Linked DNA regions of Mus musculus: region 2 is linked to region 1. The links are chromatin loops, found by intact Hi-C in ENCODE. Cell type or tissue: heart. All regions are shown on one strand. Each heading gives the region's core, and the rest is flanking DNA. Links, peaks and the distances in the headings are about the cores only. Region 1 has its middle 46 kb from the start of Gm46023. Region 2 has its middle 9.9 kb from the start of Smim38.

What was found. A loop is a pair of places that touch in the nucleus more often than their neighbours do. Peaks named below come from ENCODE experiments on the same cell type or tissue, not always from the same donor. Only the 100,000 strongest peaks of a DNase experiment are listed, where the experiment ranks them.
Region 2: a loop joins it to region 1, with 2.0 times the contacts of the local background. A loop is called at or near these places in 5 of 42 quality-filtered maps.

Annotation. Positions count from the first base shown.
Region 1 is chr7:145,108,660-145,120,913 of GRCm38, reverse strand. No RefSeq gene overlaps it. Among named protein-coding and RNA genes, the nearest start is that of Gm46023, 46 kb to the right of the region's middle. In heart, for the core only: a CTCF peak has its summit at 6,039 (motif pointing right); DNase peaks (open chromatin) are centred at 6,043, 8,303, 9,163, 10,113 and 1 weaker place; H3K4me3 peaks cover 1,019 bases; H3K27ac peaks cover 3,986 bases.
Region 2 is chr7:145,192,123-145,204,376 of GRCm38, reverse strand. It overlaps a transcript of Tpcn2 not described here. Among named protein-coding and RNA genes, the nearest start is that of Smim38, 9.9 kb to the left of the region's middle. In heart, for the core only: a CTCF peak has its summit at 5,627; DNase peaks (open chromatin) are centred at 5,786, 7,136, 9,406, 9,686 and 2 weaker places; H3K4me3 peaks cover 409 bases; H3K27ac peaks cover 5,689 bases.

The DNA.
Region 1 (12,254 bases), core at 2,423-10,422:
GCAGGAGAGCTGGTCTCACTCCCCTTGCACGAGGTATAGCTTCAGACATGTTCTGATGACCTCTGTGGTAGTTAATGCCAAGATCCTAGCTGTCTTCAAAGAGGGGCCACATTGCGCCTACTGGGCATCTGTGTGACTTTCAGGGAACCCACCAGGGTGACAACATTGGTCATGGGCCATAGAGAAGACTGTCTTGGTTACCCCTTTGGCCTGTCACTGGCAATTCAGGTGGTCTTGGTCTTGGAGATGTTTCTGGATATCACTGTGCCTCGGTTACCCCACTTATAAAATGTGGATAACCATGCTCCTTACAACTTTCTGGGACTCAGCATCCCATCCTTTGGGAGTCAGAAAGCCCTCAGGCGAGCAGTTGGCAGAGTCCCTTCTTATAGTCCCTGCTGGGTCTTGTGCATTTGCTCAGTGTGCACCTCAGGAGTGATATGGGGGTCATGGTGTGTGCTCACCTCTCCTGGTCATCTCATCAGTAGCTGCTATGGCAGGTGTTCGTCAGCTAAGCTTCACTAGGGTCTGACCAGCATGTACAAAGCTGGTCTGAGGCTGGCCTCTTTCATACCATTGTCATAGCCTGAATGAGGGAGCCTGAGGCAGGAGCTTCCTACAAGATTCATCAGCTGGACAAAAAAAAAAAAAAAAAGCCAGTCACAGGGCAGCCATGAGCACACCTGCAGAAGGACTAGAAACTATCTCAGTTAGGGTAGGGGTGTGACCAACTGAGTATGTGGTATCTGAGGAACATGGGTATGGAGCTGTGTGGACCACATGTAACTTTCATCACAGGCAGCTAGCCAGCCACTCCACTGAACTCCATGCCCCTGCCCCAGTCCTCTGTAGCCCTAGATGTCTGGTTTACTGATAGCCTGCCATGTGCCCTGGGGGTCTTGGTTTTTCCACCCCATCTCCACACTTCGAGCTTTTGTGTTCTCCCACCCCCTACCCCCAGAAAATGGTCACTGTGGATCCAGGTACCCAACCCAGAGTCTCACTATGAACCTCTCTTAGCCTTAAGGCCAGTCCTTCCAGCTCAGAGCCTTTCAAATTCATCCCACCACGCATCTTAGTGAGATCACCATAACCCTTTCTTGGAAGTCTCCATGTTTTCTTGGCCTTGAACTTCACTGCTATGGTCCACTCACTACACAGTCTTTAGAACCCTGGAATCCAGCCCAGACCCACTAACTCTACACACAGCTTGCTTTGGCTCTTATAAGCCTCACCATGTTAGTTCTAGCATCTCTAATAAGTCCCAGGGCCTTTGCACCTTCAGCTCCCCCTGACTGGTACTTTCTTCGTTTACTGATGTCAGCTTCTTCTTATCTAGGTCTTTCCCTGAGTCTCCTCTTCAGGTACCTTCCTCAATATTATACCCAAGTGGGTCTCTGTCACATTCCCTCCATTGGGTTATCTCTCCCTCTTGTCACACTTTCATTAGTGGCTTATTTCTTTAACTGCTCAAAATCTGCTTCTTCCACGGGAAGAAATTGCAGGAAGGAGTTCTGGTATTGCTGTGTCCTTTGTGTCAGCAGGTCCTACAACAATATGGAGTGGATACTGGATGGATGAATGGATGGATGGATGGATGGATGGATGGATGGATGGATGGGACAATGGGTAGATGGATGGATGGATGGATGGATGGATGGATGGATGGATGGATGGGTGGGTTAATGAGTAGATGGATAGATGGGTGGATGGATAGGTGGGTAGATAAATGGATGGATGGATAGATGCATGGATGGATGGATGTATACATAGGAAATGATTAGGTAGATGACAGATGGATGTGATGATTCTGGGTTGGAGGAAGCAAGGGACTCTTCAGCTAGACCTCAGACATTATCTCTCAGTGCCCACAGCCTGCTGGTGGCCACCATGACCTGAAGCTACCTTTCTTCACTCAGGATCCTGCCAATCTGCCTGTCTGGGCCTGTACAAAGAACTGTGATCCTCAGATCTTGACTTTTCTTATGCCCCACTGTATTGGGGTCACAAATTAGCCTCATCCTTGTCTGTGAGCACCAAGGGTAGGCAGGGCCCACCACTCACCTTAGTGTTGGGCCTGCTGCCCTGGCATTCCAGCCACGATCACATTCTGCCTGCAGAGCCAGGTGAGCACCAACCCTTGGCAGGAACCCAACATCTTCCGTGTGCACTCTTCTCTAAAGAGGGACCTCCAGGGATTGAGGTTCCCACAGCATAGACTGCTCCAGGCTTGCTGCTTGTTGGCCTTGGCTCTGCTCCAGGAGACCCCACTCTTAAGATCCCCTTGGAGGGAGCCACAGGGGTCAGCAGGCAGGATATGGGTGTTTTAGGGTCAGTGGACAGGTGTTCTGAAAGGGTCTGCCTCACCCGTGGTCAGTCAAGACTGTGTCAAGGGTGACCAAGTCTAATTAAAGGGAACATTAGGCAGGATCCTCTAAGCATGACTGTTCCCTCGAGTCCCCTCAGCTACCCACGAATTCCACAGAGGAAGGAGAAGAGATTGGGGGACTACAGGCTGGAAAAGTCTGGCCTCTACCTCCAATCACCACTCTGTGTGTATCTACTTTATCTCAACTGTAAGTTAAAGATTCTGGGAAATTTCTCCATCCCCTGATTCCTCAAGTATTTAATGGGAATGTTACCCCTCTAATCCCGGGTACTGGGGAGGTAGGGAGAAAAGCAAGCTTCCAAAATGGCTGCAAGAAATGAGGTGGTGCCTTGAGTGTGAGCAGGACTGGGGCAGCTTTGCAGTGAGCAGGCACCATCCTAGATTCAAAGAGGGAGGATCAAATAGGACACAGTCGGTTCCCTTCATGCTTCTCTCCTCTCTGGACCATAGATGCTGCATGCAGCCCTCTTCTACCCTTGTGTGTGCATACATGTGTATGAACAAGCATGGCGCATGCATGTGACTGCATGTGTGTGCACAGGTGTCCATGTGGTGTGTGCGTGTATGGGTGCTCATGCATGTGTAAATAGATGGTGCTACAGGTGCATTTTGTCACAAGTCTGCAAGTCCCCCTCTCTGAGTGGTTCGTATCGCATATATTACCAATGCTCAGTAGTAGCCTGATCAAGGATTCACATGTGCAGAATTGGGCAGCCATGACACTCGTTCTGCATGAGCTGGTCCATGCTCTGAAACTGAGATTGAAGTGACACTCAAGGGGAAAATGATGAAGGACTGGAGTAGCTTGTGATATGTGATACGCCTTGAGATTTAGAAAAGAAACCACATGGTCCTGTCTCATGGCTCAGGGTCACCTGATAGCTTGGAACTTGTGAGATCTCAAGAGAGGCCTGGGAGTCTAGCTCATCCTGCCCTTTGCACTCTCTTGGCTCCAAGTCTGCAAAACATCCCCAGAATGCTGGGTAGTCAACCACTCCAGAAGAGACCCCCACTGGGCCAGGAGTCAAGTGTTGAGAGGTCCATGCAGGTGTCAAGGCAGGCAGGGAAAGGAACCACAAAGAAAGTACAAACTTGATTAAGGGAGACATAGTCTGCCAGGCTGAATCAAGCTTTGGGAGAGTCGGATGCATGGTAGTTTATTGGCACTATATTTAGAAGCAATAGAATTTGGGGGAAAGTTTCTGGGCAGCCACCATTCCTATCCCAGGGTACAACAAATCTTCAGGTGTGGTGACGTAGACACTTCTTTGCAAAGTGCATGTGACCTAGAAGCTGGGCTCTGTAGTGAAAGTGCTTAGGAACCAGTGTGGTCTCTGAGAGAGCACGGAGGTCAGCAGACTATGAAGCCCATGCCTCAGAATGAGGAGGTCACTAGGAGCCTGCCAGGAGTCAGCCAGCATTACAGCTGTCTTTCACAGAGTGTATGGGAATGGGTCTGACACCACCCAGGTGTGTGTGTGTTTGCATGCACACACTCATGTGTACAGATACCCCCTTCTACAGATCCATGTGATGATGTCAGTCCCTCCTGAATAGTATTTCTTCCTTAAATTGTGTGAGTGCTGTCTAATCTACTCTCATCATGGACAATCACTCCGTGGCATTCACCATGGCTGGGGATTTGCATGCTAGAGGGTGTGTGTGGATCAAAGGTGAGATCTGGGGCTGTCTCAGCAGAATTCTGCCCACCAGTGTGTACTGAAATTTGATTTTGCTTCCCATTTCCACAGAGTCACAGGTGATCAGACTGACTAGGGTGGGACCAACACGGTTCTGCTTTCCCATGGTTGATAATCTTGAGGATACAGGCTGACTATGCTACTGCTGGTGGTGGTAGTGATGTCAGTAATGTTGATGGTGGTGGTGGTGGTGGTGGTGGTGGTGGTGGTGGTGGTGGTGGTGGTGATGCTGATGCTACTGATGATGATAGTGATTGTGATGATGATAGTCATGGTGGTGATATTGATAAAGGTGATGTGATGATGATGATGGTGGTGGTGGTGGTGGTGGTGGTCATGATCGTGATAATGGTAGTAGCAGCTGCAGCTCCTACAGCTGTCAGCTGCGATCGTAAGGTAGTGATTGGCATTCTACAGTGCCTTGTCCCATAAATAACACAGACTGCTAGCTAGTGCATCTGGGTGACTAAATGAGATCATTCAAGTAAAGGTTTGTGCAGAGCCCAGCCATTTATGACCCAGGTAACTCTCTGTGAAGATTCCTTACATCACACCACCTTGTTCTGATTTAGAACAGGCATCTATCCACACAGAGGCATGTTTATGTGCTCACCCACATCTGAAGTCACCTCAGGTGCCATCCAGAGCCCAAGCATAGCAGAGAGAGGCCTGAATGCAGGTGGGTTCCTGGGGCACACACCATAGGTCTGTTGCACCTCGGTAGGCTGCTCAGCGGGCCCAGGACTCACCCTGAAGATCAGAGAGGTGGTGTGGAGAGCTGTAGAGGGATTTCTTGTCCCTCCTCAGTCCCTGGGAGAACCCACACCCGGGCCCTGTACTTTACATCTTTGACTTATTTTGCAATGTAAGAACATTCGAGAGCAACAGTCAAATCTGTGTGGGTAACAGGCATAACACTGAGGACCAGCAAGAAACAACCCCAAGGGGCCAAGAATGCAGGCAGGTCTGAGGTGTGAGGTGTGAGGTGTGAGCAAGGCTTTGAGAGAGCGGTACAGAGTGGAGTCAGTGCTGCTCTGATGGCGCAGCCAGTTGCCCTCTAGGTTTAGCCGCTATCTTGTAAGGTGACTTAAACCTCTCTTGGCCTCACTTTCCTTCTTGAGGTAAGAGTAGACAGAATTAATTCTGTCACTATAGGTGCATGTTCAGACCAAGTTGTTTCCACCATTATAACCATCATCATCATAACTACCACTATCAGCATCTCCATCATCTCTGTCATTATCACCATATTGTCATCAGCATTACCATTATCACTACCATCACCACAATCATCACCATCACCACCATCATTATCTTCACCATCACTAGCAACACCATCACCACCATCATTATCTTCACCATCACTAGCAACAGCATCACCAATATCACTATCACCACTATCACCATAACCATCACCATAACCATCACCATTACGATCGTCACTATCATCAGCATCCTAACCACCATCACCATCATCAGCATAGCAGTCACCTCTATCACTATAACCACACTCTCCACCACCATCATCACCACCACCCCCACTCCTCAACTGGTTAATAGTTAGTCTAGCACACACTTTGAGTATAGAAGACAGAAGAGAGAATTGTTAAGTGACAAATTCAGATTTCTATGTCCTTCCCTCCCAGTAGGACTCATTTGGGCTGTTGGGGGTCACAGAGGCAGACATCAGCACAAAGACATGAAGTTGGCTAATCAAAGTGTGCTTGAGTCTCAGGAGACATGCCGGACTCTGGGATTGTGCAGTAGACGCAGGTGGGATGAGGCACCATCCCACAGAGAGAAGAGCTATGGGAGGCAAGCCTGCCGAGTTCTCAGACCAGCATCTCCCTCTGGCTAGGTGACCTCTTCTCTCTCAGCCTCTGCTCCCATCTCTAAAATGGGGACACACTGAGACATCAGGCTCTGCCCTTAACAAGCCTCTTGGGCCTTCCCTGAGCAACCAGTAGGTGGAGCTGATGGGCAAGTAGGAAGGAAAGGGGGGTCCTGTAGTAGGAAGAATTCTGGGAGCAGTCTAGTAGGGTCTGGGAGGCCTAACAATACTTCCTGAGGACACAGGAGCCACATTACCTCTCTGGGTAAGGGTACCAAAGCAGCCATCCACAGGCATTCCCAGTGTTCCCTGTAAGGAGTCACACCCTTCCTGTGGCAGCCAGACACTGGGTAGGTTCTGGATGTCCATCTCTCTACCTCCATTTTGGATTGGTCCCTGAGCCTCATTATCCTCCCTTCCCACTGTTTCTGCCCAGATGACCAGCTCATGGGAAACTCATCTCCTATCCTAAAAACCCAGCAACAGAGGACATTTCTGGAGGGGGGAAGTGAGACATTGTCTCTGCCATATCCAGGGTTCCCAGCCCTGGGGGCAAAGCCAGGCCCTAATGAGGCCCGTGAGGCCTATAGTCCCTGCAGAGCATTGGCTGGTTCAGGGCTACAGTGCCACCTCTGGTTGCAGACAGTGTCAGCCGCAGAGCTCTTGATGGGCTCTTGCACATGCTTTCTGCTCTCCTTTCTTCCCTGGGGTTTCCTTGGGATCTGACCTTTGTCTGTTGATCTGGCCACCACAATGTTCTGAGCAGCTGGGGGTGTAGGGCTGCCTGAGCCCTGCCCTGTTCCCTCTTTTAGCAACAGGCAGAGCACATTAAAAGTATTTGCCAAGCCCTCGTTGGATTGGGGATGCCCGGGATAAGATTGGAATGGGGATGGCAGATTGCTGATTGAGGCCACAGTGGGACTCATGGAGATTTCTGTCTCCATGGCTGTCCAGAAGGTGAACAAGAGGCTGGGGTGGAGGACCCCCTCATCATCCCGCCGCTTTGCCTGCAGCTTCTATGCCACCCAGCTCCCATATTGCCGTGCACACCCATATGAGACCTGAGGGCCGCAGCTCTTCACCATCTGTGATGGGAACAGTTGTAGCCCCGCAGGCTGTATGGGCAGCCCTAAAGTAGGTTCCCTCACTGGCTAAGGTTGTTTTAAAGCCAGAAGGTGCAGTGTGAGTGAATGACTGACTGACTGACTGAGTGAGTGAATGGATGAATGGCCCCTCACCTCTAGGGTTCTAAGGTCACTGGGAGTTATTGCTCATAAATGGAACCTCTGTGACCTGAGTTCTCCCAGCTCTCCTGATACACCTGACTGTGACTTCTGCCTGGCTTAACCCCAGAGGAAGGGTTGCAGAAAGGAGCCCTTTCTACCAAGAACTGCATTAAATCACGAATGCTCGCCCACCAGGAAGTCCTTCCCACCCATGGTTTCTTCTTCCTGAAGCCCCACAACCCACCCCATACAAAAGTGAGGGCTTTGCAGAGAGCAGATAACCAAACAGGGTCTCTCTCCTTCACACTTGACTGCTCTTAACCTTATATCTCTATAGCCTGGCCCCATGGGTGCTGTACCTGCAGCCGGCCAGCTCACACCAGGTAGAGTACAGGCAGTCACCAACAGCTGAGCTGTGTGCCTCTTGGCTGTGGTACGGTGTCAGGGTGGCTTGCCTAGCTCAAACTATCTCTGCCTTCATCGGTTACCATCTGGAGCCTAAGGCAGGGTGCCCCAGGCAGACACCTTCCCAGAGTCTTTATTTCCCTCACATCCCCATGTCAGTGCTATGGACAGAGCTACTGTTGGGTGTGTGCCTGTGTTCCTCCCACTAGTCTGGGAAGCCCTTGAGCACTGCCACCAGTTAGTGTGAAAGCCAGCGGTCACACAGTAACAGCAACAGGTGACAGCTGTCTCAGATGGAGGAGAGGGAGAAGATGGACTGAGCTCCATGCAGAGAGGTGCCCTGGGGGACTGCACGTGGTCTGGGAGTGAAGCTCTGGGGTGCAGCTTCTGTGCACCTCAGGCGAGCCTGGGGAAGAGAAGATGGAGAGCTGTGGAGAAAGTGTCAGAGCTGGGCAGAGGCTGCATGCCACCCGTGACTGTGGAACCTGCAAGTACTTGATAAGGACTAGCCATTGTCATGGGCACATGACCCAGCTATGACTACCTCTGACCCCCACAGTCCCAGCCTCATGAGATTCATGGGCCCTGTGGAGTGCTAGCACTTGCAGCTGGAAGCCAGACCAGACTGGGCCACTGCATTCCTAGCTTCTGTCAGGGTTTCTTTTCAAGATCCATGTCCTCACTGATAACTTCCTGTGTAGCTCATGCACAGCCTTGCCTCACCCTCAGGATGATACTGAGTTCTCCACCAACCTTGGCTCCTTCCCCTTTCTGTCTTTAACTGACAGTTTTTCCCTTGGCATCTACTATATATAGGCATGAGCCAGGTGCTAGCAATGTTCCAGATCTGGGCCCTCCCAGAACTTTCTCAGCTGGTCACAAGCTCAGCAGTCTCTAGTTCTGTGCTGGCCTTTGGTAGTGTTCCCTGAAGAACTGCAGAATTGGGGCTCTGAGGCAGAAGCTGGCTAGGGGAAAGAGTGCTGCAATCCATTAGTAATGTCTGTCATGTGCACAGGAAGGCAAGTATGGCTCCTGCTCTCTGAAGAATCATCATCACCTAGCCAGGCCTATAACATGCTTTTGACACTGCTGGATGCTATGCAGGGATGCATGGCTGTCCTGACCATGAGAAAATAGAATCTAGGGCCTTAGCTATTCACAGCCTGGTTTTCTATGATATCACACTATAAAACCCTGTCCCCTCTTTGCTTTGGCTGCTGGGAAGCTCAGAATGAAGTTTCATACTTGTTATTAGACAGCACAGTAGCCCAGGACACGAATCCTTCTGTCATCTGCCCCTGTGGGCTCTTTATCCTCAGGCTCTGCATCCCGTGGAGCAAGCCGGACACAAGTTATCAACTATAAATAAAACCAAGGCTTCCGTCCTGGCTTGCACTTGAGTTTCCTGGTGCATTTTTTTAAGTCCCTAGTCAACAGAGTTGGGGGGGGGGAGAACCTCCTAACGGAAGATGACATCACCATCAGCTGGCCTGAGGAACAGGCCCCAGCCCTGCAGGCGCGGGTGGACCCTGAATGCCCCCATTGTGAGGGGTAACTTCATCACACAAGTTCCAACGTGGTGGAGTCTCAAACGGGGTTCTGTGGTTTCTGCCCCTCTCAGGGGCGCACACACAGGCAGCTGCGGTTGCTCGGCTTCCTTTCGCGCTGCAGTCCTGGCCACTGGCCAGTGCAAGTGACCACCCCTTCCACCCTGAGTCACCATCATTCTCAACTCTGATTCAAGTTCCTTTAAAGGGACAGCAGGGCCAGGAGAGGGAAGCTGTTCAGGGGAAGAGGTGCTGGGGAGGGGGACAGAGACAAGAGGAAGCCTGCGGGTGCTCTGGCAGACGCCTGGGTGGAGGGGGTTTCCTGCCTCCCCCAAGCAAGTGGAGCCTGTGACTTCCCCAAAGTCTATAAAGCACGCAGCAGTTTTCCTCTCTGCCCTGACAATCCGGGGGCTCACAAGGCAGGCTCGGGCTTGATGGGCCTCCCCAATGTGTGTCCTGCCTGATCCAAGTCCTTGTTGTGGGCTTGCTGAACTTTCTTTTAGCCATCTGCAACTCTTCTGCTGCCTGCCCTCTGCTCCACTCGAAGTCCTGTCTCCTCCTAGGAGGTTCAGCGTTGCGTTCTGCCTGAAAAGCCTGGCTGGCCCTGCAACCCAAGCCAACAGCAACCCAAGACCCTGCTTCTGTTGCCTCCCACAATGCGGGTGGGGGGGATCCTACTGGCCAGGCCACAGCTCTTACCTGGTTTATTGCAGTTATTTACTAACTGCTTACCTATCGGTGCTTGGCCGCAAGGACGCCTAGCCACCCTGCCAAGTGTCCCAGACAGAGATGGGGAGTAGGCAGCTCTTCCCTGTGCACATGGGGCTGGAGGGGATCACAGGAGCAATGCAATGAACAGGTCATATTTGCAAGCCACTGCTGGAGCCCTGGCTCTGGAAACTAAAGAATGTCCTTTTCCTTTTTTCCCCCTTGTCTGTGACTCACACTTTCGTTTTGAAGTTCCCTCTGCCGTCTTTCCCCTGAGGTTATACAGTGGTCAAGGCAGAGCAGCAGGGCGTGGCCAGCGGCAGGAAGCTCAGCTTAAGTTTCATTCACAAAAATCCCCAAGGCCACAGGGGCTGGGGAGAAGGCTCTCAGTGGGCTAAGTGCTGGCCTTGCAAGGTGAGGGCTTTTGTTCAGACTCCCAGCAGTGGGTAGTGGCAGGCCTTGAGGGATAGAGATAGGCAGACCCTGGAGCTTGCTGGGCAACTGGTCTAGCCATTCAGTGAGCTGGGGGCCAAGGGTAGAGGGGTGAAGGCAGAAGGGTCCCTGGAGCATGCTGACTAACAGTCTGTCAGCCAAGTCAGTGAAAGATCCTGTCTGGAAAAATAAGGTGTCACACAAAAGAAAAGACACCTGACAGTGACCTCTGACTTCACACACTGATGTGCATGCATGTACATCCGACAGAGATAGACAGACAGAGAAACACACCTCCCCCTAAAATGCACAGATGCCCATCCATACACACACATCCATATACACATACTGGTCCCATGTCCTGCTGAGGTTCCGTAGGCCCCAGCCCTGTTCCTAGTAGCTGGAAGCTTGAAACAATCAGGAGTGATGGAAGGATCCTGGGGCAAAAGGGACCCAATCTTGTGCTTCTAGTAGGCCAGAGGCAATTTCAGTCTCTTCCTTCCACCTCTGCCTCACATGTTGTCTCAGGGCTGGGCTTGGGGCTGCTGTGGCTCCCACACAGAGCCGGGAGACTGAGTTGGAATGGCCATCCTCCTGCTCTATTTCCTTCTAGCAGTATTTGTAAGAAAACCCCAGAGCCCTGCCAGCCTTGGCTAACCCTCCTGATAGGGGCAATCCAGGATGGCCCCAGAGCCCCAAGACCCCAGGGCCTTGGAAGGGTGGTCTATCTTTCTGCTGATCCCCTGGCAGACAGGAACGCCTGATTCCTAGTCCAGGGAGCCCCTGGAAGCCAGTCCTGAAACAAGGGAAGTCTGCACCACCATCTACTTACTACAGGCCAAAGCCAGGCACCTATGCTCATCTGAGCCCTGGCTCCTCCTGCACCGGTCCAGCTCTAGCCCACCTCTCCCTACTAGCTCCCAACAGTCCCTCGTCCCATCTCCTAGATGGCCTCAGGGCTTCAGTACTCCTGGCTTTCACATGCATTTGAGCCTTTACATGTGCCAGTACCTTCTACCTGGCCTCCCCTGCCCCCTTCTTCCTTGGCCGTCATCTCCTCACATCACACCACACACCCCCTCCCCACCTCCGGCAACTCCCCTCACATGCTCATACCTCCATGGGGCTTTCCTTACCACCAGCTTAGGCCTCTCCTGATTGAGATGGCTTTTCTGTTTTCCTGTCCTTTGATGAATGGCCCAGATGCTAGAATCAGAAGCTCTGGGGTGGAGCCTTAACACAGTCATGGTGGTCCAAGAATCAGCATGAAGCTGTGATGAGTTAACACTCATTATGGTAGTGACACCCAGGGCCCCTGAGACAGCAGAGAGGCCACTCCTGGGAGGAGAAACTGGACTGAAGTTCCCCTCCATTTGTTCTTCCATTTGTCCTCCTACCCCTCCAGACTCTGGGCCAGAGAAAAGGAGATCACATGACCTGGGGCCATCCTGGATTGCCCCTATCAGGAGGGTTAGCCAAGGCTGGCAGGGCTCTGGGGTTTTCTTACAAATACTGCTAGAAGGAAATAGAATACAGTGTACGTTAGCTAATCTGAGAGATGCAGAGTAGACGTGTATGTGTACGGGGGGTGGAGTGCATGGTCTTAGCCCTGGATTTGCAACTGAACCCACACCTGGCCCTTCCCTGGGAAGAAGTGGCCCTGGACTCCTCAGGGGCATCTCAGAAACACCCTGGATCTAGATCTTTCTCTGTCCCAGACTCTGGAGTTCAGAGGAACAGGAGCCATCAGGGGTCTTCTCTGGCTGGGCCTGGGCTTGGCCCCTTTCATTCCCAACAGTGTTTGCAGGTTTTTACTGGCTACCATGGTCTTTGGGCTTCTGGGAGCCATTTTTATTCTACAGAATGATGGGAATAGCAATTAAGAATGAAAAATACAGGCTGGGGAGATGGTTCAGCAATTAAGAGCACTGGTGCTGTTCCCGGAGAACCAAGTTTGGATCCCATCTCCCACCATAAGGCAGTTTACAGTCTCCCATAATTCCAGCCCCAGGGGAT
Region 2 (12,254 bases), core at 2,358-10,357, 84 kb before region 1:
TGAGAAGCCTCTGGGAGGAGTGTGAGGCACCCACTCCCAGTGTGCCTGAAGTTGGAGGAGAATGAACAGCATATGGCCTCCCCCTCCCCATACCCTGCCACTGACCTGGGCCACTCTGTCCTGTTCTGGCCTTTTGGGGACTGGTTTGGGTACTTCAGTGTCTCTGTGGCCCCCTGGGCACACTGGTTTTATCTTTATCTGAACCATAGGATGGTAGACATGTCAAACTTTGGCACCTTCCTGGGCTTGCCTTGATTCTTTGGGGGCTCCTCAAAAATGTCTCAGTGATCTGCTGATGAATCGTGGGTGGATACTTTCCATCCCAGCATTGGGAGGGAGAAGCAGGAAGATCAGAAGTTCAAGGTCATCCTCAGCTACTTAGTGAGTTCGGGCTAGCTTGGGCTATATGAGACCTTGTTTCAAAACAAACAAACAAACAAACAAAACCAGACCCTCCACCCCAAACAAAAGTCCCAGCACAAAAGTTTCCAGATGAGACAGATATGCCCTTGTCAAAGACATTCGTGAGACTGCCCCTCTGCTCATGGCTGGCAGTCCTTGACACAGGCACACAGAGGGCAGTGAATGGCTGAAAATGGCAGCAGCAGGTCTGTGAGGGGGTTTTGTTGCGGGATGTATAGTATTCCTCTGAATCCGTATGCTGGAATCTTCATCCCTAGTGTGCTCAGCACCTGAATGTGGAGGCAGGCTCTTGTATGAGATGATGAAGGTAAATGAGGTCACATGGCATGGTCCCTAACCCTGAAGTCACATGACGTGGTCCCTAACCCCGAGAGACTGGTGTCCTCAGAGAAAAAAAGAGACTAGCACATAGCCTGTGTGTGTCCAGAGGGCGAGCATGTGAGGAGGCAGGGATGACATGCTGTCTACTAGCCAAGGAGAGAGGGCTCAGGAGAATCGAGCTGGGACACTTCCACCTTGGTCTCCAGCATGTGAGGTAATAGAGCCTGTAGTGTAAGCCTCTTCTTATCTGAGGTGCTCTGAGCTGACTAACACATAAACCGACAGACAGAATCACCAACACAACAAGGCATCACCGCATGCTCCCAGCCCAGGAGTCTTCACAGCTGTGATGTGGGCTCAGCACAGCACTGGCCTACAGGTGGATTGGGTCTGGGAGTCACAGACAGTCGGAAGAAAGTTCTGGAAATGAAGAGTAGCCTGACCACTATAAAACTGTAGCTATAGACCACTAAAAAACTGTGACCAGTACAAATGTTGATGCATGGTGATTGTGACCTCAAAGGCTGGGTGCCTTAGACTCTGTCACAGCACCTCAGAAATGGCTTCATGTGGGTTCTGCAGGAAAATGGTGGTGTTTGGGGCACATTGAAATAAAATGTTAAAGTCCATTTTTCTGCTTCTTTTAGTGAGTTTCCATGGGATTACTAGAAACATTAGCAGGGCGTGCACAATTTAAGTATTTGTTTACAATGGGCAGTTGCATTTGGAGAATCATCTATGGCAGCTATACCATAGTTGTTTCTATTTTGAATGAGAGAGAGAGAGAGAGAGAGAGAGAGAGAGAGAGAGAGAGAGAGAGAGAGAGAGAGAAGAAGAAGAAGAAGAAGAAGAAGAAGAAGAAGAAGAAGAAGAAGAAGAAGAAGAAGAAGAAGAAGAAGAAGAAGAAGAAGAGGAGGAGAAGTGGAGTAGGGGGCAAGGCACTGCTGATTGGGGTCATCCCATTAAGACAGCCTGCTGGAGCTCCCCACAGAGAGTCACAGCACAGTCCTCAGGTGAGAGACTTCCAGTAAAAGGACAAACAGCAACAGATAGAGACGAGGTCATTGTCTTATTTAGGGTTCTATTGTGAAGAGACACCATGACCAAGGCAACTCAAATAAAGGCAGAAAGTTAGGGCTGGCTGCAGTTTCAGAGGTCTGTCCATTAGCATCATGGCAGGAAGCATGGCAGCATACAGACAGACATGATGCTGGAAAAGGAGCTGAGAGTTCTACATCTTGATCCACAGGCAGCAGAAGGAGACTGTGTGCCATTGCGGGAAGTGGGTGCAGCTGAATGGGCCAAGATGGCGCTCTGGTAATTGAATCACACATTACTGCCTTGCCCAAGCATGCTCAGTATTGAAAAAGCATGTGTGTTCCTCGTGATCCGGACCTGTCAGCCTATCTGTGACCGACCTGAGCTCGTGCCTGGAGCGTGTGTGATTCTGATTGGATGAGGTGGTGTGGAGTGAGATGAGGTCAGTCGGGGCAAGTATAGGAGGGTTGTTGTTGTTGCCCTTGCCGAAGTGGAGAGGTTGTTGTAAGTAAAGCTACAAGAAGGACAGAGGAAGAAGAAGCTGCTGGGAAAGAGAGCTGTAGGGGAAAAAGCCACAAGTAAAGAAGTTGCTGCGTGAATCTGCCTTGGTGTCCGTGTCGTTCTTGTCTGCGGCATGCCATACTTGAGCACATGCCCATAGCTTGGGCATATGAGACCTCAAAGCCCACCCCCCATAGTGACATACTTTCTCCAACAAGGCCACACCTCCTCACAGTGGCCAAGCATTCAAACCACGATCACCAAATTGGACTCTTACATCATCCAGCAGAAATGGACTAGAGAAGTTGAGGCATCAGCCGGAGTTCATGATGGAGCTTTCTCTCCATGGCTGGACTTCTGGCCTCTCCCTTCTCCTGCAGGGCTTTTATATTGCAGGATAAGGATCAGTAACCTCTGCTGGGAATGGTCCTTTGGGTTCTTTGGTGTTTGTGTCCCTCCCTATCACAGAGTTGGGGGAGCAGCCATCTTGAGATCTTGGAGGGCACTTTGAGACAAACATGGGTCTGAAATGGGGGAACTTTTCAATGAGCTTAAACAACTCGTGGCAATTTACTAATATACTGTACACTACAGACCATCACAGTGTGGTGATAGTGGTAGGAGCTGGTGCCCAGTGTGTCATAGGAACACAAAGAGGAGGCTCCTGGGTGACAGTGTGCCTCACGCTGCACATCAGAACACATGGGAGGCAGCCAATGCAGTTTGTGAAGGGGAAGTCATAGCCTTCTAAGCCTATGCTTGCATAAAGAAGGAATGAAGAATCAGGGTCACGGTACCTGGTTGTAATACTAGCACTCAGGAGCACAGGCAGTAGAATTAATGTGAATTTGAGGCCAGTCTGATTTACATAGTGAGTTCCAAGCAGGGCTACATAGTAAGACCCTGCCTCAAAAATAAAAATAAATAATACATTAAAAAATGGTTGAGCTGGGCATAGTAACATATTCCTTTAATTCTAGCACTTGAGAGAATAAGGCAAGCAAATCTCTGTGAGTTCAAGGCTAGCCTAATCTTCATATAGAAGGTCCCTGTCTTAAAAATGATTGAATCAACAATCCAAATACCAGATTTAAAATATTTTAGTTAGGGGTTGTACTGGCTGATTTTGTGTGTCAACTTGACACAAGCTAGAGTTATCACAGAGAAAGGAGCCTCCCTTAAGGAAATGCCTCCATGAGATCCAGCTGTAAGGCATTTTCTCAGTTAGTGATCAAGAGGGGAGGACCCAGTCCACTGTGGGTGGTGCCATCCCTGGGCTGGTTGTCTTGGGTTCTATAAGAAAGCAAGCTGAGCAAGCCAGGGGAAACAAGCCAGTAAGCAGCATTCTTCCATGGCTTTTGCATCCACTCCTGCCTCCAAGTTCCTACCCTGTGTGAGTTCCTGTCCTGACTTCCTTTGGTGATGAACAGCAGTGTGGAAGTGTAAGTTGAATAAACCCTTTCCTCCCCAACTTGCATCTTGGTCATGATGTTTTGTTCAGGAATAGAAACCCTGACTAAGATAGGGGTGGTGCTGTGCACTTTTAATCCTAAAATTTGGGAGACAGAGACAGGTCGCTCTCTATTAGTTTGAGGCCAGCTTGGGCTACATAATGAGGTTCAGGCCAGCAAGGGCTATATAGTGAAAAATCTCTGTCAAAACAAATAATACAAAAAACATTAAAAAAAAACCATTGATTTATGACTGTGTGTTTGTGTGTCTCAGAGGACAACTGTGGGAGTCAGGTCTCTACTTTCATGTGGGTCCTGGGACTTGAACTCAGGTTGTAAAGTTTGGCTGCAAGCACACTTATTTTGAGTCATCTCACTAATCCCAAATTGCTGGCTTTTTAAAGGAGAAAAATAAAGCAGAAAACATGCCACAAAGCAAACCCTCAAATCTTCTGGAGTCAGAGAAAAGGGCAGGAGAGCCAGATTCAGCTCTCTCCTTAACTCATGGCTGCAGCAAAATATGACAAGAGCGACTTAGGAAAAGAAGGGAGGAAGGGAGGAGGGAGGATGGGAAGGAGGGAAGAAGGGAGGGAAGGAGAGGAAAGGGGGAGAGAGAGAGGGAGAGAGGGAGGGAGAGAGGGAAGGAGGGAGGGACGGAGGAAAGAAGGAAGGATTAATTTTCTCCTAGTTGGAGGGTACTTTCCACCAGGGCAGGGAAGGTGTGGCAGCTGCTCAAACTGTGACTGAAGAGAGGAATGTGTAGCCCGCATGAATGTTGGCACTGTCTTCAGCTCCCTTTCTTTTAATAAAGTCCAGGAGCCAGCCATATGGCACATTCCTTTAATCCCAGCACTTGGGAGGCAGAGGCAGTCAACTTTATAGTTGACTGGATGACTTTTCTTGGAAAATGGAATACAAGCAAACAAACATGACTTCAAATGACAATAACAGATTTTAGTTAAACAGACAGACCCATCTAAATAGAGACAAACCATATGCACAGCATCCTAGTCTCCCTTCAGTGATTATAATGGAACACCCAAGGCCGGGGACTTTATGAAGGAAAGAGGTCTATTTTGTGAACAACTACAGAGGTTCCAGAGCACAGCACAGACATCTGCTTGGCTTTAATGACACTGTCATAAAGGATGACTGAAATGTCTGGAGTGTACAAGTGGGGAGATCCCATAGTACGTGGAAGCGGACCAGAGGGCAGGGGTCAGCCTTGTTCTTTGTTAACAATTTCCCTTGGGAACTAACTGGGCTCCTTTGGGAAACTTAATCTCATTGGAGGAGGGACTCCCAATGACCTAATACCTTCTCATTAGGCCACTCCGCTTTTTTTGTTTGTTTGTTTGTTTGTTTTCAAGACAGGGTTTCTCTGTATAACCCTAGCTGTCCTGGAACTCACTTTGTAGACCAGGCTGGCCTCAAACTCAGAAATCCGCCTGCCTCTGCCTCTTGAGTGTTGGGATTAAAGGCATGCGCCACCACGCCTGGCTAGGCCTCTCCTCTTAAAGGTCCCACAATGTGGCAACCTTTTCACACTGGGGACCAAGAACATGAACCTTTAGGGGGCACACTTCAGCTGTCTCAAACTATAGCTAGAGGAGGCAGCATCAAAGACCCTATTTGTTACATTTATTTATTTGTGTGTGTGTGTGTGTGTGTGTGTGTGTGTGTGTGTGTGTGTGTGTGTGTGTGTCAGAGAACAACTTGCTGGAGTTGATTCTCTCCTTCTACTTCATAGGTCCTAGGGATTGAACTCAGGTCTTCAGGCTTGGTGGCAGGTGCCTTTGCCTAATGAACCCTCTTTCTGGCCCAATACTGTATAAGAGTCACACAGAGCAAGGGAAGAAAAGCAGGAGCCTTTGGAGCTGCAGCAGCCACTGTGGGCATACAGGCAGGGGGTGCTGGTTTTCCTCTGTTCTGTTTCAAGTACCACCACCAATGACAGTGTGGACAGTACAGATCTCAGCACTGGTAGGAAGTCACAGCCTGAAATCTCAGCCCAGTTTGGGCCCCAGACTTCAGGCATCTTCCTTGCTTGGCCTCCAGTGCTGGTCCTGGGAATGAGTCACAGGTTCTAAAAATAAAGTGGAGGGAGCTTTGAAACTGTGTGCTTCCTTTTTAAGCCAGCTGTGCTTGCCTAGGGATCCCCCCGACTGCTGGGTGCGGGTGTCAGGAAAGGCTTGGGGGCCTCTGCCTGCCAGCAGCTGATGGGGGCTCTTTCTCCATTAGCAAGCAACAACATGTGCTGGCCCCTGTGCAGACTCAGCCCTGCGCACTGGGAAGCTGGGATAGTCCCTGCCCACAGTGGCTCCATACTGTACCGAATGGAGAACTCCATGTGGGGAAACAGCTACCATATGGGAGGAGAGTCTTGGGCTGTACACAACAGCAGGGTGCCAGGGAAGCACACCCACAGAGGGAGGGAGAGGGAGGACTACAGTTCTGAGAGGCAGATGGGTGAGGGACTGATGCCCCGGGTCAAATATGCAGGGTAAGCAAAGCCTGAAAACCAGAGGACTAGATCAAGAAGTGACCCTCAGCAGGGAATCTTAGATAACTCACCACCACCACCACGACAAAGATCACCTGGGCAGAGTCCTGGCCATCCTGTGGCTTTGACTCTCCAAAGCTGAGGCTCAGAAACACAGCCAACCAGCTTCCCAGGGAATTCATCTGTTTCCCAGAGCTTGGGCATGCTGATCTTAACACTGCATGCATGGAGGAGAGGTGAGAGATATACAATACCAAGGCGGGTTGGATCCAAACTGTGAGGGATTTGATGGTTGCCTAGGAGTTTGAACAGTAGTGCACACGCAGGCAGGAGAGAGCTATCAGGGACTTAGAGGCTGGGGAGCAGGAGACAAGTGCCTTAGGTCTGGATTGAGAATTAGTACTGGGAGCCATGAGGGTGATTGGCTGATGAGGGGGCTGGACTACTGCAGTGGTGTGAGAAAGGGTTAGGGGGTCCGACAGAGTTGCAGGGAGAGTATTTGACTAGGTGTCCCTTAGATTCAGGAGGGAACCCTGAAATAATTACAGGAGACACATGTAGAGTGTAAGAGAATAGAGGGGAGGGAGGGAGGGAGGGAGGAGGAAGAAGAAGATGGAGGAAAGAAGATAAGACGAGGAGGGAGAGGAGCAGGAGAAGAAGGAAGATGGATGGAAGCTAGCTGGCAGGAGGAAGGAGATAAGTAGCTAAATGTGCAGGACCTGTGTGGAGTCAGCTGGCTCCATGGAGGAGGCTGCAGTCTGCAGGGTGGCCTCACAGCCTCCACTTTCCATCTAAAGCCATCTGCCAGGGAAATTGCTTCTGTGGAGCTCTGGATGCTGTTCAGTGCTCCAGCTGATGAGCGAGGCCCACACACATGGGGGAGGACTCTCTACTCAAAGTCTCCAAGTATGAGTATGAATCATATCCCAGAACTCCTGTGGCTCTGGCAGGTTGACACATGAAACTCAGCAGCGTGGGGGCAGCCTTGTTCTTGTCTTTGCAGCACATTTATATGGGCATGGATTTTCCGGGAGGGGCCTGTAGATGCACATCTTGGTTATGATGGAGGGTGGGTGGATCCATGGCCTGTCTCTGCTGCATGATCTCCAAGGTTATTGTGAATCTCAGGGGATTTGAGATCCTCCAGAGACATGGCTCATGCCGAGGTTGTGCTGTGTGTTGTATTTTATTCATTTTGAGATAGGGTCTCACTATGTAGCCCCGTCTGAACTTGTACTTCATGTATAGACTAGGTTAGCCTTGAACTCACAAGACTCTGTTGGCTTCTGCCTCCCAAGTGGTGGAATTAAAGGTGTGTGCCACCAGGCCTGGGCCTTATTTTTACTTTCCTTCCAGTGTGTGCCTGCCTGTGTGTGAGAAGTGCATCCACATGATTTCTGGTGTCTACGGAGCTGGAGTTACAGACAGCGGCAAGCTGCCCCATGTGAGTACTGGGAACTGAACTCTGGTCCTCTGTGAGAGCATCAAGAGTTCCAACCCCTGAGCCATCCCTCCAGCCCTGTGGACCTTTTAGGATGTCTTGCTTTCCTGAGCCCAGTGGCTGCAAAGCAGCCTCACTGTCACTTCCCCCACCAGCAGGGGGTCGCTCTAGAGAATCCGCTTGCCTGGCTGTATTTCCCTTGCTCCTGTGTTCCTGGGCTTGAGGATGCTCGCTTTGCCACATGCTCCTACCAGCCTTCCAAATAGGTTTGACTGAGTAGGGAAAGTCTCAAGACATAAGGGCTTCCCGTCTCTAGACCAGTGGGCTGAGTTGCCATTCATAAGCTGTGACTTACCCCTCAGAGGCCAACCATCTTTAGTTCTGTCTCATGGCGATCTGCCTAGCACTAGACTCTGGATCATCAATGGCAAGGGGTCTGTGGACAGTCACCTTGAGGCTTGGCAGGTCATGGCAAGAGCTAGATACAGACAGGATTTTCACCCCTGAGGACAGTCCCAGAGCAAAAGCTGACAGCTACCTGGATGGGCCAGAACCTTTTGAAAACCACAATGTTCAGGGCAGCATCCCTTTGCTGACTGCCCAATTGTTCTTCAGCAATTGGTCCTTCCCTTGAGCTCAGAGACAGCCCAGAGCTGGCTGCAGTCCTCAATGACTAGTAGGTACCAGGCTGCAGGTGACCTGGCAGTGAAGGTTCTTGTCCTCCTTTTAACACTAGGCCAGTATTTTCAGAGCACTGGGAGGCCAAAAGGACACAGAGGGTTAAAAAAGCTGTGGGGACACAGCAGGGGCCAGCAGGTTTGCACTGTGATCTGAGCCTGGCCTCAGAACTACAGAGAGTTTCTGGTGTTGGCAGGACTTTTCTGGTGAAGTTGGGGTGTGGGGCTCACACCTGAAGAGTGAGCCCCTGATGAGCAGGAACGGGGGATGCTCCCCTCAGGTGGAGGCAGCTGGAAGGGGGAGTGCTCCCTGTGGGCAGGAGCAGCTGGAGGAGGGGGGGTGTTCCAACTAGGCAAAGGCAGCTAGAAGGAGAAGTGTTCCTCATGGGCAGAGGCAGCTGGAGAGAGAAGACCTAGAATGTGGTCAGCATAAAGATCATGACAAGCCAAGCAAGGTCTGGCTGTCCTCAGCTCGTCAGAAGGAGGGCTGAGTCACGCACTGTCACCTGCATCACTAGCTTCCTATTGAGTATGCTGCTACACTCCCAGGGTCTTCTGCAGCTCTGTGCCCAGCTCATCCATCTTGGTATTGTCCACCCCCCTCCCCCATGGGTAGAGCTGGTGCTGCCGTAGCTGCCATGTGAAGAATGGCTACAGTGTGGGCTTGAGTCATGCATTGGAAGGGGTCCCATTCTGCTCTTACTCTTGCCTCGGGTCAGGAGCCAATCCTTCCATGGATGGTCAAAGGCACAGTGCCACTGTTTGCTTTCTAAAAATGATTTTATTTTTAAAGTGTGTGTGCATAGAGGAGAGGGGGATGCCTGTGAGCATAGGTGCCTTAGAGGCTAGAGTGTCAGGCAGCTCAGGCTGGCTTCAAACTCACCATAAAGCCTAAAATGACTTCTCTTGCCTGTGCCTTCAAATGTCAGGATTACAGACACAGAACTACCATACCTGGTGTGTGCTGGGCTGGGAATGGGACCCAGAGCTTCAGCCTTGCTAGACAGTCACTGTGCCAAGCCACACCCCAGCCCCTCCTCCAGATGTTTCTTTTTCCTGAAAAGCCTCTGGTCTCACAGCTGGTTTTCTGTTTGTTGTTTTAGTCTTTGCCTCTGGATGCTTTTTAGAAGCTGCTTTTTAAGGAGGGGCCTTGGCTGTCAGCTCCTGACAGCCTGGCACCTGTCAAATGATTGTGTCAGGAATCATAGAATGTTCAGGATGATTCTGGGGTTTCCTTGGTCTTCTCTCAGTGGGCTGGATCAGAGCTCAGAGGAGGGCCCTCAAGAGCGGTAGAGGGAAGGTCTGGCTGCTGCTTGCCACATTTCTGGCAAGGTCCCTGGCCCTCTGCCATCATTCTCCAGTACAGAAGCCTTCTGTGATGCCTTTCCTACATACCCTCCCCCACTTCCTAGTTCCTACCATGTGAGCCACTGAGGTGTTGGTGTTGGTGTTTGCATGGTCTCCTTGCCCTCTTCCCACCCTATCTGCAGAGGGTGGGCATCACAGTCGCCCTTCCATCACCTTGCCTGAGGTCGCAAAGGAGGACCATGAGTCATTGTCACTCCTTCCATCCTTCCTTCAATCCGTCTGTCTGTCCGTCTGTCTGACCACAAGCCTATCTTGCCTTTCCCCAGTTCTTGCTACCAGCTTGTTTCACCACTGCCATGCCCCCCACCTCCCACTCCACCCCCATGACCCACTCCCCCACCCAAACCCTGCCAGCAGTATTATCACAGCAGAAGCATTAGCTGTGAGTTTGTCCTGATACTACCCCTGTGAGACAGAAAGGTTAAAGCTCATGTGAGAAGGCAACATCACCTACCAGCTGGAGCCGTGGACAGAGCTCAGCTGCAACCTCTTCCGGGCTCAGCCTCCTGTTCTAGCCCTGTGGGTTCTCTCAGCTACTCCCTGCACTCCCCTCTGCAGTGGTCTCCTCCTACCCTCCCACGTTGCCTGTCCTTTACTGTCTAGTAGTCAGCGTTGATCACAGGATCTTTTTCCAAGGAGCTAGGAGTGAGTTGGTCAGGCTGACTAGGGTAAGTGACCCTCTATAGGCTCCACAGCCCTGAGCCAAGTCCCATTCTGTTGTGACATTGCTTGCCTGAGCTTTGAACTATAAACTACCTGTGAATCACTGAGAGTTCTTACTAATAGTTAGAATCCACGACATGCCTAGATACCTGTTGAAAAGAGGAGGGAGGGGGAGGGAAGGAGAAGAGGGAAGGAGGGAGGGGAAAGGAAGGAAGGACGGAAGGAGGGACGGAAGGAGGGAAGGAAGGAAGGAAGGAAGGAAGGAAGGAAGGAAGGAAGGAAGGAAGGAAGGAAGGAAGGAAGGGCTGGGGAGGTGGCCCAGCTGTAAAAGTGCTGCATGAGGACCGGTGCTGGATCTCCAACCTTCATGTAAAAAGCTCTCTCAGTGCTAGGGAGGAGAGACAGGTGGATTCCTGGGACTCAATGGCAAGGCAGCCTCTCCAAATCAGTGAGCCTCAAGGTCAATAAACTCCTCAATAGATAAGGCAGAGGGCCTTCGAGATGCTCAGCAGGTAAAGGGGCTTGCCAACCAAGCCTAATGACCTGAGTTCCTTACCCAGGAGCCACAGTAGGAGGAAAGAAGTGACTCCCAAAAGTTGTCTTCTGACCCCCACTCCCATCTCTCTCTCTCTCTCTCTCTCTCTCTCTCTCTCTCTCTCTCTCACACACACACACACACACACACACACACACACACACACACACCAGTAATAAAGACAATACACGTAAGGAAAAATAGGAGGTGACTGAAGACAGATGATGTCCTCTAGCCTCCACAGGCACCTGTGCACACCAGCACACGCATGCTGTCTGCACATGTGTAGGCATACACGAAAGAAGCAAAAAAGGAGGGAAAGGGGAAGGGAAAGGAAAGAGGGGTGGAGGACAGCCGACCAGGGGGAGGTGCTGCAGCCCAGGAGCAGAGGCACATCCCTGCTGCCACCTGTGCAGCTAGACATCTGAGCCCGTGGGAGCCATGCCTGGCATGCCGGGCGCAAACAGAGCTGCCCTCTTTGGCTGTAACTCCTTATTCCAACTCCAGCCTTTCCCTCCAGTGGAAACCCAAGACTAGCTGAGACAAGAGGTGGCAGATGTCTATGAAAGGGATGTCTGCCTTGGCAGATAAGAGCTTATAGACAATGGGCCTGCCTCTGTGGGAACTCTCTCCTACCAGGCAGAGCAGGACCTAGCCTGACCCTCACTCTGGCTCTGCTACTAGGTGCCATGTTGATGGGTGGCATTTCTGTGGGCTGAGGACCACCAGTAGCAGCCCACTTTCTGTTGACCCCAGCACAGGGCCGACCTTGCACGGCTGTATGCTAGTCCCCAGAGTGAGACAGAGACATTGAGGTGACAAGGTAGCATCACTTGTACCTTCCTCATGTCTCCTGGTGACAGCAGCTCTAGGCCTGGCTGTAGTCATGCTTTGAGCATATGTTCATAGGAAGAGAGGCGAGCACTGAAGAGTATGTATCCCTGAGGTACCTGGGGCACCATGCTACACCCGCATGCACTCCACTCCTTAGAAACAGACTCTATGAGGTGCCATGTGTGTGAGGAGCCATGTGCTCTGCCAGACCATCGAAAATACCAAGCTTCTGGTGAGGGTGGCCTGTCTTACACCAAGGGTTGCTGAGTCCTCCTTACTTCAGTTAATGTCTGAGGACACTAGGGTCCCTGGCTAGGCTCCAGGACACCTGGTGTCTAGGATCTAGCTTCCCCCCTTTATGTTTTGACCCCCAGAAGCTGGAAGCTCAGATGTCAGAGACCAGCAGTCTCTGACTTGCTGTCTTTCCCAGGAGCCCTAGTGCTGCTCTGCAGGTTCCCACAAGGTCTTGGCCCCAGATGGGAGGGAGAGGAAGTTCCTC